Regions from separate parts of the Homo sapiens genome. Here region 2 is linked to region 1. A link is an interaction called in ENCODE POLR2A ChIA-PET data of the cell type or tissue named here. Cell type or tissue: A673. All regions are shown on one strand. Links, peaks and the distances in the headings refer to the core of each region. The heading gives the core; the rest is flanking DNA.

Region 1 (7,552 bases), core at 1,261-5,260:
GGCTGACCCCCAGCCTGCCCAGTCCAGTCCTATGTACTTGCAGCATCTTGACACCTGGTGACTGTAAAGACAATGTAAAGAGCAGAGCAACAAAAGGCAGCAAGGCTGGCAGATCAGTTCTGGTCTCCTGAGAAATCTGAGGTAAAATACAACCCGCTCTTATGAAAACAGACACAAGGTAGAGAAGAGGGAAGGGAAAACTGGGATGTCAAGTGTTCCTTTAAAGCCAAGTTTTCAAAAACAAGATTATTTAACTGCAAAATTTTAAAAAGTATAGAGCAACGTGTGTGACACCATCCAATAACTGCTAAGCTAAAATAGCTTTTTAAATACACATTTTATCAAACATCTATTCGGCACAAAAGTTTTAAACAAATTAATCTACAATGCAAATCCAGGAAAATAATAAAGAGCAAGACTTTCAGATTGGTCTAAATTTTGATGGCGTAAAGTTTGAAATCCTTATAATGGTATACAAGATTCTTCACAATTTAGTGCCAACCTCTTTCCAGTTCATCTCTGACCATTCCCAAAACAAGTGTTTCTCAGTGTGCCCTAGTGTCAGTCAGTGAACTGCACTGAACTGTTTTTTTAAAACAAAAAACAAAAAACAAAAAAACTGGTTCACAATTAGATGTGTACATAAATAGAAAGTAAGCATTTAGAAGCCTTAATATCACATGATCATATTTATTTATTTATTTTTAGACATGAAGTCTCACTCTGTCAATGCTAAAATGCAGTGGTGAGATCATTGCTTACTGCAGTCTGGGCTCAAGTGATCCTCCAGCCTCAGCCTCCCTAGTAGCTAGGACTACAGGTGCACAACCACCCACCTGGCTAAGTTCTTTTTTTTAATTTATAACAAATTACTGGGATTACAGGGGTGATCCACCATGTCAAGCCACAAGATCATTTTTTCTAGTAATTTATTGTTACCGGATTTTACAAAAGTATTGGTCCTCAACAGATTGGAAATTTAAGAAAACCAATCAACCTGTGTAAACTAGTTCAACCATTGTGGAAGACAATGTGGCGATTCCTCAAGGATCTAGAACTAGAAATACCATTTGACCCAGCCATCTCATTACTGGTATATACCCAAAGGATTAGAAATCATGCTGCTATAAAGACACATGCACATGTATATTTATTGTGGCACTATTCACAATAGCAAAGACTTGGAACCAACCCAAATGTCCATCAGTGATAGACTGGATTAAGAAAATGTGGCACATATACACCATGGAATACTATGCAGCCATAAAAAAGGATGAGTTCATGTCCTTTGTAGGGACATGGATGAAGCTGGAAACCATCATTCTGAGCAAACTATCACAAGGACAGAACACCAAACACCTTATGTTCTCACTCACAGGTGGGAATTGAACAATGGGAACACTTGGACACAGGGTGGGGAACATCACACACTGGGGCCTGTCATGGGGTGCGGGGAGGGGTGAGGGATAGCATTAGGAGATACACCTAATGTAAATGACGAGTTAACGGGTGCAGCACACCAACATGGCACATGTATACATCTGTAACAAACCTGCACGTCGTGCACATGTACCCTAGAACTTAAAGTATTAAAAAAAAAAAAAGAAAACCAATCGACCAAACAAACCTATTCTTTAACCAGAGGTGTTAGAAGATTAAGAAGCAGAGTTAAATCACTCTGCTTCCTAGAGTCCAGCTCACCTTCACTGTTCACCTTTGTTGCTCTAAACATGCCAGTTCCTCTTCCTGGGTTTTCTCTCCATACATGGCCGTCTGCTGTTGTATTAAACCCCGACCTGCCTCAACCAGTTTTCCAACTGCTATTCAAGTGAGAAGATTGTGTAATTCCACTCATTCAGTCAATCAAGAAATAGTTACTAAAGGCTTACTATGATGAATGTAACGGGCTTCTCTCAATGTGGCAGGCAAGGTATATTCTCATGAATAAACTCTACTCAAAGCAGCATTCTCTTGGTACAAGAAGTGTCTTGTCCCCCTAGTCCCAGAACCAGGGCTGCATATGAAGGAGAGAATGATTGAAAGATATCATCTACTAAAAGTAGTTATTTTTTCCCTCAGCTGGAGGAAGCGTAGAATACGGTGGAAATAATACTTTAAACCAAATTAAAGAAATTAAAGTGACACTAGTAAACATTTTATTTTCACCCAGATGCTCCTAATTTTTATATACAGGTTCATTTATTCCTATGCAGAATAAATCTTATGTAAATTTTTAAAGCATAAATATCCAGGCTTAACAGTATTCTACCCAACTTCAATTGGATTCTATCCAACTTCAATTTTGTAGCCAAATGTCATTTCAGATGATGATTTGCTGGATCATTTGAATGATAAAACTTAGTTTTCCATGTAAACTTGGCAGCAAAATATAAGGATTCAATGATTTTTATACCTTCCAGAAATTTTCTACCCATCACCGCTAACAACATATAGAAAAGCTTGCATGAAACACATTTATTTTACATCAGACTGCAATCTTGGAAGAGCACCAGCTTGATGGATGGGGAAGGCTTGACCAAACAATTAAGCATACAAGTACATTTCCTGGGGGCAAACAACTACTTGCTACCTAGACAGTAAATTTATAGGACACTTTACAACAGAATCAGACAACAGACCAAACAGCGAAGAGTCCAGCTAAGAAGGCTTTAGGAAGATGGCCAAGAAGAAAAAAAGCTGCACACAGCAAGAGAAACTGCTGATGATTAGGAGTTTAGGCTTTTATTCAGGGCAAAATATGCATGCAAAATAGATTATCAACATTTCAGTAAACGACTGTTATATACTGCATCTATTTTTTGTTTATTCATATCTTCTGTTTTTTAAAATAGATTGCATTAAACTCAATCCCAAACCCATAACATTCAGTCTTCTCGAAGCCAAAAGAAAAACTAGAACCTGAATCCCTCAGTTTCTAATAAAACCAATTCCAAAGATAGTGATTCCTTTGAACATACACAAATGTCCAGAAACCATCCCATCTTCCCAGCAGGGGCTGTGTTTCATGAATTCACAGGTGACTACATACCCCTGTAACTTTTATTATGAGTTGAAATTCTTGACTCCATCAGGAGGAACATGTGGAGATAATTTAATCCCTCCCCTCTAGCCCAAGCTTGAATGTTAACCTCACTCATCCCTCACTCAGTAATAATCCCTGCTCCTTCTCCCACCACCTTCTTTGTCTGGGATAGGGCGGGAAAGCAGTAGACACACACACAGACACAAATACAGACAGTCACTTGTAACATACACACATATACTTGCAAAGGCCAACTATCTTGGAAGACTAGGGAAAAAGACAGAAGTGCCTGGGACTGAGCTTCAGTTTATTTGGGAAGCTACTTTCACTTTCACTTTTTGCATGGAAGGCTTAAATAATAATTTCTGTAACTTTCATTATTTAAACAAATGTAACAGTAGTTACCATTGATTAAGCATCACATGCCAAGCTCTATGCTGAGCACTTTATGGATATCATCTTATTTCCTCCTTGCAAAAATCTTATTAAGTAGATACATATCCCCATTTTATAGATGAAGAAACTGAACTGGAATCATATAGGATCTGTTGCTTTTAAGCAGAAGCAGGATTCCTAGTTTAATGTTTAACACCTGGAATTTTCTCTTCTTTGCCAAAGCCTACAGATTCACACCATATAGATCCAACACATGCTGTTAACTCCAGCCAACTCTTGTTTCAGAAAGAAATCAGATCCATATGGCTTTGCCTTCAACAGTCACAGTGAATTAACAGTTCTCCCCGTAGCATGCCGTGCCTCTCTTGACCCCTTTTCCTGCTTTATACTGAAAATCATTCCTGAGTACCTGCCAAGATAAATTCTAGATTTCTGGGTGCTTAGAAAAAAAATGGTTTGATTATAGTATAACTGCTAGTTACTGCTTGAACCTTAAAACTTGGTCTCAGCATAGAACTTTCAAGATCCACAGTTCATTTGCTTCTAAGGTCTTCAAGAAATAGGAAATAGTGAGAATTTCTGAATTGCACTGCAGGTGTCTAGTATTTCATGGAAATGCCAACGGAGGCTGCTTTAGCTTTTTCTGTCCTGGATTTTGTGGTATTTTTCAAGAATATCAGGAAGTAAATTCAATGTATATTTCTGGAATGCCTTCAATGAAGGAAGGAGGGAAGATCAGGGTTTACTCACCACCAGCTCTAGTGAGGTTACCCGACAATGTCGGGTGCTGATAACAGCTTGTAACACAAGCAAGGAGGATGTAGAAAAGCAGGAGGCAGAGAGGGGGAAAAAAAGAGCTAGAAAGAACAAAGAGGAGGAAAATAGAGAAAGAGAAGTGTCACACAGGCAAGGGTGGGGTACAAGACCCTTCCTCTGATGAATTGTAACAGTCTTCCCTTTGTTACATGAAGGTTAACATTTCAAATATAAAAATGAAACTTAAAAGATTTCTTCTCTGTTTTTGTAAAACAGAACACCACTAAGGTATACATTTTTATTTACCTAAAATTGATGAGGAATTTGAAATGTCTCTAAAAGTCATGGGAGTATTATAGTGAATTGCAGCGAGATACAGTAGACCCTGTTTATCTGTGGGTAATACATTCCAAGAAGCCCAGTGGATGCTTGAAATCTCTGATAGTCCCAAACCCTATATATACTATGTTTTTTCCTATACATACATACCTATGATATAGTTTAATTTATAAATTGGGCACTGTAAGAGACTAGCAACAATAATAAAATAGAATAATTATGACAATATACTGTAATAAAAGTTATGTAAATGTGGTCTCTCTCACTCTCTCTTTCTCTCTCACAATATCTTAGTGTACTTTATTCACCTATTTTCAGACCAGATTGACAGTGGGTAACTGAAACCATGGAAAGCGAAAACTTGGATAAGAAGGAACTACTATGTACTGAGACAGGAAGATAATAGTGAAGGTTGCCCAGTAGCAATAGGAGAACATACTCTATGATACTGTCTTATCTTTCCATCTCTCAAGGTGGCAAGACTTAATCTTTTAATTTGCTAACTTTGCAACAAAAACATGAGAATCAGAAGAAAGAACATGCTTGAATGTTCTTTGTATTTTTTTATTATTTTCCAGAAAAGGGAAAGGAAAATGACAGAGACAGATAGAGAGAGAGAGAAAAAAAAGGACACAGAGACAGAGCTCGGCACTCCATACACATCCCATTTTCTTTCAATGACCATGAGCTGTCCTATGGTCACTGAGTACACCATCATTCTAAATCACATGGAGTAACCAAAGCAAAGCAGATTCTGTAAAATGTATTTATAAAATATTATATTTAAGAAAAGCCACTCTCAGGACAGAGAATCTCATGTGTGGTTAGAAAGGTCCTTTCAGAGTGTGAGCAAAGTGGTCTTTTGTACAATTACACATATTAATATAAAAACAGCTAGTCATTTGCTTATAGCACAAATATTTTCTAATATTTAAATTATAATGAAATCCAGAAAGTCTCTTGATAGAGTTATCAAAATAAAATCTTTTGTACACGGAATATGGGACAAATGCTTTTGATTCTCTTTAATTAAAAAAATATTTGGGGGCTACTTAAGATATGCACGGCATGATGCACTTGGTAAAGATATAAAGAAGCAGTAATCCAATCCCTGCCCATGTTCAGGATTAGTTTTATCAAATTAAATGGTGCTGATCAATATCTGATAGTGAATTATTAATTATTGATTATATCCAAATATTAGAGTCAAAGTGGGACTGATAGAATGTAATCTAAAATCTAGTATTACAAATGAGAATAGTGAGGCCCATAGAAATAGGGGATTTTTTTCTGTTTTATAGAAAGCATTTTCCAAGCCACTATTATGTATTTTTATGACTTATCATAATGGATGTCACAGTAAGTCTGTTCTCGTTGGTATAACTTTTTAAATGTAACTCGATCAAGATTTTTCTCTCTGCTACTTTTCAGGCAATATTTATGCCTTAAAATGATGTGTTTGGCCAAGCACAGTGGCTTATGCCTATAATGCCAGCACTTTGGGAGGCCAGGGTGGGCAGATCACCTGAGGAGTTCGAGACCAGCCTAGGCAACATGCAAAACCCCATCTCTACTAAAAATACAAAAATTAACTGGGCGTGGTGGCGCATGCTGGTAGTCCCAGCTACTCGGGAGGCTGAAGCATGAAAATCACTTGAGCCCAGGAGGCGAAGTTTGCAGTAAGTGAAGATCATGCCATTACACTCCCACCTGGACAACAAAGTGAGACTGTCTCAAACAAACAAACAAACAAACAAACAAACAAATGATGTATTTAATTTTTGCAGTTTTTATAAGGGAACGGGGTAGATGAAGAGAGCTGAGATTTTCATAGAGCTTTTTACTCTTCCATCAAATAGCTAAAATTCTTTAAGTCTCTTCAACCCTTTCCATAGCACCAACCCAATCAGAATACTTTTTAAGCTTATAGATCACCTACCTAAGCAAAACAATGCACAAGCATTACAAGAGCTTAAGAATGAACTAAGCGGCTGGGTGCGGTGGCTCACACCTGTAATCCCAGCACTTTGGGAGGCTGAGGCAGGCGGATCACGAGGTCAGGAGGTCGAGACCGTCCTGGCTGACACGGTGAAACCCCGTCTCTACTAAAAATACAAAAAATTAGCCAGGGTCGGTGGCGGGCGCCTGTAGTCCCAGCTACTCGGGAGACTGAGGCTGGAGAATGGCGTGGAACCCGGGAGGCGGAGCTTGCAGTGAGCCGAGTTCGTACCACTGCACTCCAGCCTGGGCGACAGAGCGAGACTCAGTCTCAAAAAAAAAAAAAAAAAAAAAAAGAATGAACTAAGCATTGCACCTCTTAATTTCTGTTACTTCTTTTGGGATATGTATGAAGGATCACACATTCATTTTTGAAGAAATTAAGGCCAAATGTTCCAACTTTAATCCCCACAGTTAGGAACGTGCTCTTTGTCCATCTATTTTAGATATTTAAAATAATTTCACTACAGCATAATTCAATGACTCAAACCAAAACTATCAAATCACACGGGGGATTTCTGAATGACAAATTATTTGCAATAATCAGGCATATATTGTGATTAAATATTGAGAGACTAAGAATGAGGTAATGTAGTCTTTAGATGAAGAAAATAAGTTCAAGGATGAACAGCGCTAATTATTTATATTCACCCTTCCAAGTAACTAAAAAAAAAAAAAAAATACAAGTATATATTAAAATCCATGGTTTCCCAAGAAGCACTGGTGTCTGTAAATAAGTATGGCAGCTCTATGGCTATGAGTCTTGGCCTACACTAAGTATCCAAACCATAATATTTTTTGGAGAGGTTCAAAAGAGTTCCAGAATTAACACAGCACCAGATGATGGCCTAGAACTAATCCAAATCCCTCCCAATTTCAAGGCTTGCTAGAACTAGGCTTGGGCTTGCATTAACACTGGTCATACTTTGACTTCCTGTGCGTGGGTACATTCTTTTAATGCTTCCATGTTAAACCCTCTATAAAATACTTTACTGGATTAAGAAGAAAGTGGTAGACTTT
Region 2 (7,552 bases), core at 1,990-5,989, 180 kb after region 1:
AATGTGAGAGCTGTTAATGAGGTGGCAGGCAATACAGACAGCGAGCACTTGGGCTCAGTTTGTTTCTGACCCTCCACTAATGCTGAGATTTTTCTCACCCATTCCCACAGGCCTGTGAGGTGTGTCCCTCCAGACTGAGAGGCTATGACTCAGGGTTGGACTTTATGGAAAAAAAGAAGTTTATAAAACAAGTAACCCAGTTTCTCCAACCTTTACTGTGGAGCAACAGCGTCAAGCAACAAAACCCAGCAAAGTTTTGCTTGTCACTTACAAGGGTGTTACTGAAATCTGGAAGGCGAACAATTAGAAGATAGCCCAAACATGCTCTATTGCTCTACACTGAAATACTTGCCTCCAATAATAGAAAAAACCTGTTTTCGTGCAATTGATTGATTAGCGTTCTGCAGCAGTCCCTGGACAATTTTAAAGACATTTTGTGTTTGTGGCCAAAATTAGAAACAAGCAGACACACACACAAAACAACCATATTCAAGACACGGTTCGACTGTTTCCTTGACACTACCCACGAAGTTTAAAGCATTTTTTATGTTATTTTCAAACTTTCTTAAGTGATCCCATGAAATAAAAGTCGATAATAGAAATTAAAACAACACAGAGCAAAGAACGAGCTTAGTGAAATGGAGAAGCAGTAGAGGTAAATAAAAATCCTCGAGCTAGAAAGCTCTAAGAACCGCTTATAAATTCAGTTACCTCCTGAACTCCGGCCGATGGCCACTCCGGCCCGGGAGTGCCCCGCGCCGACCCGCTGGCCTTGGCCGTCTCAGCCTTCATTATCGCCACGGCCTTGGCGCCCCCTGCCCCCGGCTGCCCAGGGGAACCAAGTTCCCGCTGCTGGAGTTGGGGCAGAGGAGCCCCGCCTCATTCAGGATTCGGTGGCCAGCGCAGAGCCATTTGAATAGAAGAAGCCCGAAGTGAAACAGAAAAGCTGAAAACTCCCCGGCTGGGCTCTCCACTTCTCGGTTCTTGCTCACGAGTTCCAAACAGTTAAAGTGACGTTGGCAAGGCCGAGGGCCACCGAGCTCTGTGAGACTCCCTTGGAGGGGTCAGGAAACTTAGCTCGAGAAGCTTGGAGGCGGCTGGGAGTTGGGGCGCAACTTCAGTGACCGGGCGCCGCTGCCGGGCTGGGGCTCCCAAGCGTCCGGCTCCCGGGGTGGTCGACGCGGCGCTGCCTTCGATCAGGTCCCGCCGACCTCGGGCCTCTGGACCACCACCGCCCCAGCTGGTCTGGCAACCCATCCCGGGCGCAATCGCGCTCCTCCCCTTCTCCTCTGCATTCCCGCAGGTCCTGGGGCGGCTCCATCCCCCCAAGGCTGAGAGATGGCGAGGGAGGCTCCAAAGAGTTTCGGGAGGGGGCGCCGGATCTGGTTTAAGAGACCGCGGAACAGATGGTGGAGAGCTCCTGGATGAAAGTTTTTGAACAGGCACTCGCTAATAGACTTGCTTTGACGACTCAGGGTGTAATTGAAGGGTCATTTAATCTAGACGCAAGGTGAAAGAAAACAGGCCCGGGGGTGTGGCATACCTAAGGAGGAACTAGAGCATCTTTTCACTAGGTTTGCCTGTCATTTTGACTTTCCTGGAAAATACGTTCTTAAGTCAAATTTTAAGAATGTCTGAGAAGCATCTCTGAGTATCTCTTCCAAAAACCTTTCGTGTATTTTTTTAGCCGACCTCCTTCCTCCGAGAATCCTCCCTTTTGAAGCCGTTTGGCCTGTGCTTAAGAGTAGTTGGGGTCTCCTTATGGTCCCAGGGCAAAGAGAATTTTCTAACTAGATTCTCCTGTTTAAGACCTTAACAGAAAGGCCTTTCTACCTTCCCTTCTTTGGCTTTACTCTCCAATTTGTTCTTTCATTCCCGAGTTCTCCCAGTGAAACCCTGCATCTCCTCTAAAAGAGAGTATTTCATGGCTGTCCAAAGAGGGCCATACCCCGTGGCCACCTCTCGCGGGCCTCCATAGCCTCTGTAAAAGAGGAAGCACTCAGCCACTGGCCGGCCCCCTTTTGTTGATGGAAGTGGATGCTGTTCTGTTTCCTCCCTTCCCGCCCTTAGGCCTCTCCCAGACCAGATTCTGCACGCCTTGTGCATGTTTCAAGAGTTGAGCACTAAGATCCAATCCCAAGAAGAGGCTTGATCCATCATTAAGAAATCTTACTACCTTTTAAAATGTTATTGCCTTCTCACTTTAAATTAATTTAGAAGATTTTTTTTTTCCCTCTTCCCACTGTCTCCTCTTACTTCAAGTTCAGTTAATTCTCTGAATTCACGAACAGTGGGGCTGCCCTCATAGTTTCTCAGCAGTCCCACACAGAGGAAAAGGCTCCTGGAAACAACGCGAAGCTTTAAGCGCCCCGCGCGGGTGTTGACGCTGGCAGCTCGCAAACAGCGTCCCGCGGCCACGGTGACCCGAGGGGCCGGCCGGCTGACGTCACGAACGCGGCCAGCTGCGGGGACCCGGGCTGCAACCGCGGCCTCTGGCCCCTGCCTTCTCGTTGGGTCGAGGGTGGGAAGGGAAGTTGAGGTCTGGGGTAAAAAGCCGGAAAAAGAAAGGAACAAGGCTGAGAATCATTCAAAGATTAAATGGGGTCGGCTCCCGTTGCTTGCGAAGACGGATGAGGAGGGAGAGAGTTGAGGGGGTTGGGGGGGACCCTCTTTTATCTAACCTTGTGATTCACAGCTTCTCAGAAATTTACATAATACAAGGGTGTAGATGTAAACCTTAAGGACAAAAATAATAATTCAACAGCACATATTTCATTTTCGCACCATGGGCCTGGATATGTTCCCGGTGTTGGCACAATAGCTGATTTCCAGAGCTTTTTACTCACGGCAGAGAATATCTGAACTCTCATACCACTGTTGAAATGAGAGGAAAGGAAGGAGAAAAAAGGGAGAGAAAGAGAAATTGACTTTAATAATGTTGATTTAGATTTCTGAATAATGGTGAAGGATTTTTTTAAAAAACTTAAGAGCATATGTTGTGTACAAAAGGTGCAGGCATAGTAATAATTGGGGTCCTTCACTCTCCAAAGTATCTATTTCCTTTTTATTTGATTGGCATGAGCTTTTCATTTTAAAAGCAAAGTCATTGCCCTTTAATAGGAAATTCCAATTTATTATTTCCTTAAATAAGTGAAGGTCACAATGTCTACTGAAAGAGAGACCCTGCTGTCAACTCAACTCCTACTTGCCAACTCAAATAGAGGACTGAGAAGTAAAATACAGCAGCAGCAAAATACATGTGATTGCTGTAGTTGCTTTTTGAATCCCCCAACCCCTCCTTCCCACATTTGAACTCTTCTAGATGCCACCAGTAATTCAAATTTTGGAGCTCTATTTGCAGTCCCCCCTTCCCCCCCTCCCCCGACCTCCCCTTGGGACACAGGGCAAAAGGAAAGTCAGGGGCAGGGATGGTAGGATCCCAGCATCCCCTTATTTTAGTTAAGAGGGGTAGAGGCTCAGGTGCCCTTTGGTCTTTCTCGCTGCGCCTCCTCCAAGTGAGCCTGACTCCCATAGTCACTTGGAAAGGTAAATGGCACCACAGTGGGTGTGCAATTGAGCCCTTCACTCTTATTGTTTCAGTGTGGGAGTAGTGGTGGCTGGAAGTCAGAAATGGGAAAGAGGTTTCTTCTCCCTTCTTTGCCTTCTGAATTTTAGTTTTCTGGGGCTCCCATTTCTCTGCAAAATACACACCCAAAGTTGGCCATATTCTCTAACATTTCATCTAATCCATCAGTAGTTTGCAGTTATTTTAAAGAAATTTATAAAGATTTTAATTTAAAACATATAGATGGGAACTTAAGATGAGAAAATGTGAACTTTTTTTTCAAAAAGTATGCTATCTATTCTGCCCCCACCTCATCACTAATAATGCAGCCCTGATCAAGGGTAAAATATAAACCTCTTTATTCACCCTGTTCCTCAGTATCCTTTTAAAGCTGGATTCTTCAATTATCTGTTGAAATTGTACACAACTGGTCTTCCTTTCTGAGAAAGGTCTTCATAAATATGCAGAAGGCCAATTTGTCGCGGACATTTTGAGCACTAGAATAAATGTTGCTAGTTTCTGGTGCTGTCTTGGCCTTCCAGCCCAAGTACCCCAACTTGAGGAAGGCCACACAACTAGTGAACTCCTTGTTGAGTAGTGGATAGTGGTTGTTCCCCTTTGTTTTTTCTGTAAAATGGGATTAAATAAAAGCCCCCTTCATTCAGAGGAGACATTGACATTGAAAAGAAATTTTAAAATAAAACCACTTTACATATGAAAGGCTATCACCTTATTAAAAAGTTAGCTATACATTTTTCCAAAATATTATTCAGACAATTGGATTTAAAAACAGTTCCTCTGCTCAATGATAGATTTCAGGTTAATCACATGGAAATGTTAAAATATACACAGGAATCATATTTGCTATGTATTTTTCACAACCTCAAGTACTTTCCTTGTGCCTAGACATCTGCTCTCCCATATTCAGTACTGTGTTCCTGGGGGAACAGTTTCTTCTGTAGATTCAGGAGAATCTACAGAAGAAACCTTAGCAAAAACTTTTCAAACAAAATCCCAATTTGATTAAAGCAGATTTCATTTCTTAAGAAGTGGTTATGCATTTGTAAAATTAATCAACTTTCTATAGACTATTCTAATTTTATGAAAGAACACACCTAGTAATCACATGAAGTAACAAAAGAAATGAGTTTAAGTAAATGACAATGAATACACTTCTTCAATACAGCAACTTTGAAGTTGTTTTAAAAAATTATTACCCGGTTGTCCAGCGGGCAGGACCTAAAAAAAACCCTACTCTCCCATGATCTGCCCGCTCAGTTGGTCTTTCCATGTTACACTTTCCACTTTTTGAGATTCAGTCCTGTTAGATTGTGACATTTTACCATGAAACTTTCTTTACTGAAACATTTTCTACCTCCCTACCAAAATATCCTTCCGAAGTTACAACTGGTTTTGGTTCCTTGGCATATTAAGGAAATGCCCTACAGAATAAACTTTAGCATTTCTTCAGCATTTAATCAAGTCTCCTTTTTTTCAGTCTCACCCAAAAGAGATGTTATTTGTAGAGAGAGAAGAGAGACGTCGTGCTAAAGGGGAAATCATTGATTTAGAGTAGAAAAGAATTTGACACACTACTTTAAATTTTTGCACAGGGAGATATTGATGTCATCTATGTGTAGGGGCTCCATAAACAACCCTAGGCCAGGGCTATGGGAAGAGTAACTGCTTTGTCTGATGGTTCTTGAAACCAACTCTTCACTTCCTCTTAATATGAGAATCATTGATCTTAGGGAGAATCAACGGAGACGGAGATTGGGGACAAGTCTAGAATACGTTTATTTAAAAATAAGCACACAAATACAACTATCCTCACTGCAAAATTGCAAAGTACAGGGAGATAAAAGACGTCATCGTATTGAGTCACTGGGTCTAGGACTCAGAAGCTGCCGCTGGCTACTTTAAAAAAATGACTGGGGGGAGACCACCAGTCGGGTTAAACAAGTGGCTCCAGTCCCAGCTTAATGCCAGGCACGGTCTCTTCCCCTTTCCAGAGTGCTCAGTTTCTACCTCCCCAAGGCCACAGAGTGCTAGACCCCCAGACCGCCAGGGCGCGCGTCTCCCATGCCACCGACGTGCTGGGTTGTGACCCTGGGGCGCACCCTTGCCCCACCCTGTGCCGCCGCGTTGCTCAAGTGTTCCTGGGAGCCTAGAAGTACTGCAGTCCAGCAACTCCGGGCAGGAGTCGGTGCTGGCAGTCGCCCTAAGCGCTTGTGCGCTCTCTCTCTCTCTCTCTCTCTCTCTCTCTCTCTCTCTCTCTCTCGTGCTTGGTTTCCGCAGCTGGGGCCACCTTGAAGGGTGTGGACCCCTCTGCCTTTCTCTCTCTGTTCCGCTTGCAGTTTGCAAGTGTATCCTTCTGTTGCATCCCTGAATTGGGACGCAGGACATCGTTCTAGGCTCCCATAAGCCTTGGAAAATATTAATGAACACCATTTGCACCTGAAATTCCCTTGAACTCAACGCACTGACCACAACAGCCGAGGCCTGAGATTCCTCGCTTGTGATCTGGCACCTCCTGGATCATCCCCGTCCCATTTCAGAGCCCTTGACCAACATAATCTGCAAGTGGACTCAATAACACATCTCCAGCTACCTCCCTTCCCAACCGCAGCCACAGGGGCTGCTGTTAGCGATGCTGGCCCTTTCTGAGACCAGAGTTCCCTTGCCCCTCCCCGTCTCCTCCTCTCCTCCCATCGGGCTGGCCATATATATAACCGGAGAACTGGACAATTCTAGCAAGTTCACAGACACGCCAGGGGCTAGGCTGAAGATCCTCAGAGCTGCGTGTGATCCAAAAGGACCCTGTGCCAACCTCAGAGAGAATGGCCGGTGAGACTGGTGGTGCATGTTGGCAGAGGCCAGCCTCCCACGATTTCTTTCGAATCCATTCATACATTAAGAAACAGTTAATAATGTCCACCACTTATGACGTCTCTAATCTTTCCAGCAACCTTCCTTATGAAGTGCCCATTTTACAGAGGGGTTAAGTAACTTGTCCAAGTACTCAGGGCTCAGACTTGGGGAAGGGATGTGGCTACTAGTATCCAAACCCAGACTTTCTGACTCCAAGCTTGGGGCTCTGCGGTTGTCCAAGCTGCTGTCAGGTACACCCAAATCTGGGTAGTAAAATCGGAGGTCTTCTTCACTTGGGAAACATACCGAATTCTTCCCTCACCTCCTCATCTCTCAGTGGCACATGCTCGCACTCCGGTGACTACTCCCTGAAAGCCAATGAGCGGTTGACCCTCTGGTGACATCTGGAACCCAGGTTCAGAGTTTCGCTCTCGCCTCTACTCCCTTAATATTTTACTCAATGTCACAGAGGAGAACAGCTTAAGGCAGCCCTGCTCCCCATCTTCAATCCGAAGCTGGGGTATCCCAGAGAAAGTCTCGCTCTGAGCTCCTGCTGGGGCACCTGCCCAGCCATGCCCCTCGAGGGCGTCGCTGCTCTCAACCCCTCTCCGCTACTGCCCGGCCGCCCAGGCCTGTGGACGCGACTCCATCTGTAGCAAAGTTCGGGGGCCAAATGGGTCGCGGCTCTTCCTCGAAGGTTACTGCGAGCGGGACTTGAAGGGAAAAGGAGGCGCATTAGCGACTTCGTTTTCTTGCATAGTACTGGTACAGAGTACCGGTGATGGTCGTAGGGGAACTCTATGTAAAGACTGGATGACCACCGGCCTCCCGGAAACCCCACACGCCAGGCCTCCAACTTCTTCACAAAAGTGGGGTGGGTGGCGGAGGGCTGTGGCGGGGGCTTGGAGCTGCTGAGAGCCGAGAGGCGCAGAGCGCAAGCTGGCAGGCTGGGCTGCTATCCCGGCGCGCAGATGCCCCGCCGCCAGTCGAGCGCGAACATCTCTCCGGAACATCGATCTATCACCTCCCTTTAAGGACCCGGACCGGGAAATTTCCATTTTCTGTTTTGGGAATAAGAAATAAAAGCGACCAAGCTCTTGCCCTAATTTCCCCCCG

What was found. ChIA-PET counts read pairs that join two places held together with the same protein. Peaks named below come from ENCODE experiments on the same cell type or tissue, not always from the same donor. Only the 100,000 strongest peaks of a DNase experiment are listed, where the experiment ranks them.
Region 2: POLR2A ChIA-PET joins it to region 1 with 5 read pairs; 4 of 35 experiments call an interaction of 5 or more read pairs at or near these places.

The regions. Positions count from the first base shown.
Region 1 is chr7:122,133,681-122,141,232 of GRCh38, forward strand. It overlaps AASS (aminoadipate-semialdehyde synthase), which reads right to left. Exons shown (of 24, transcript NM_005763.4): 2 at 1-61. The coding sequence starts at 46. Among named protein-coding and RNA genes, the nearest start is that of AASS, 6.8 kb to the right of the region's middle. In A673, for the core only: no CTCF peak of the experiment used is centred there; a DNase peak (open chromatin) is centred at 3,751; H3K4me3 peaks cover 1,682 bases; H3K27ac peaks cover 2,719 bases.
Region 2 is chr7:122,309,474-122,317,025 of GRCh38, forward strand. It overlaps FEZF1-AS1 (FEZF1 antisense RNA 1), which reads left to right. Exons shown (of 7, transcript NR_036484.1): 7 at 111-604. It also overlaps a transcript of FEZF1 not described here. Among named protein-coding and RNA genes, the nearest start is that of FEZF1, 8.5 kb to the left of the region's middle. RefSeq lists enhancers at 1,953-2,465, 2,466-2,978, 5,726-6,256, 7,403-7,552. In A673, for the core only: no CTCF peak of the experiment used is centred there; a DNase peak (open chromatin) is centred at 4,048; H3K4me3 peaks cover 842 bases; H3K27ac peaks cover 722 bases; H3K27me3 peaks cover 189 bases.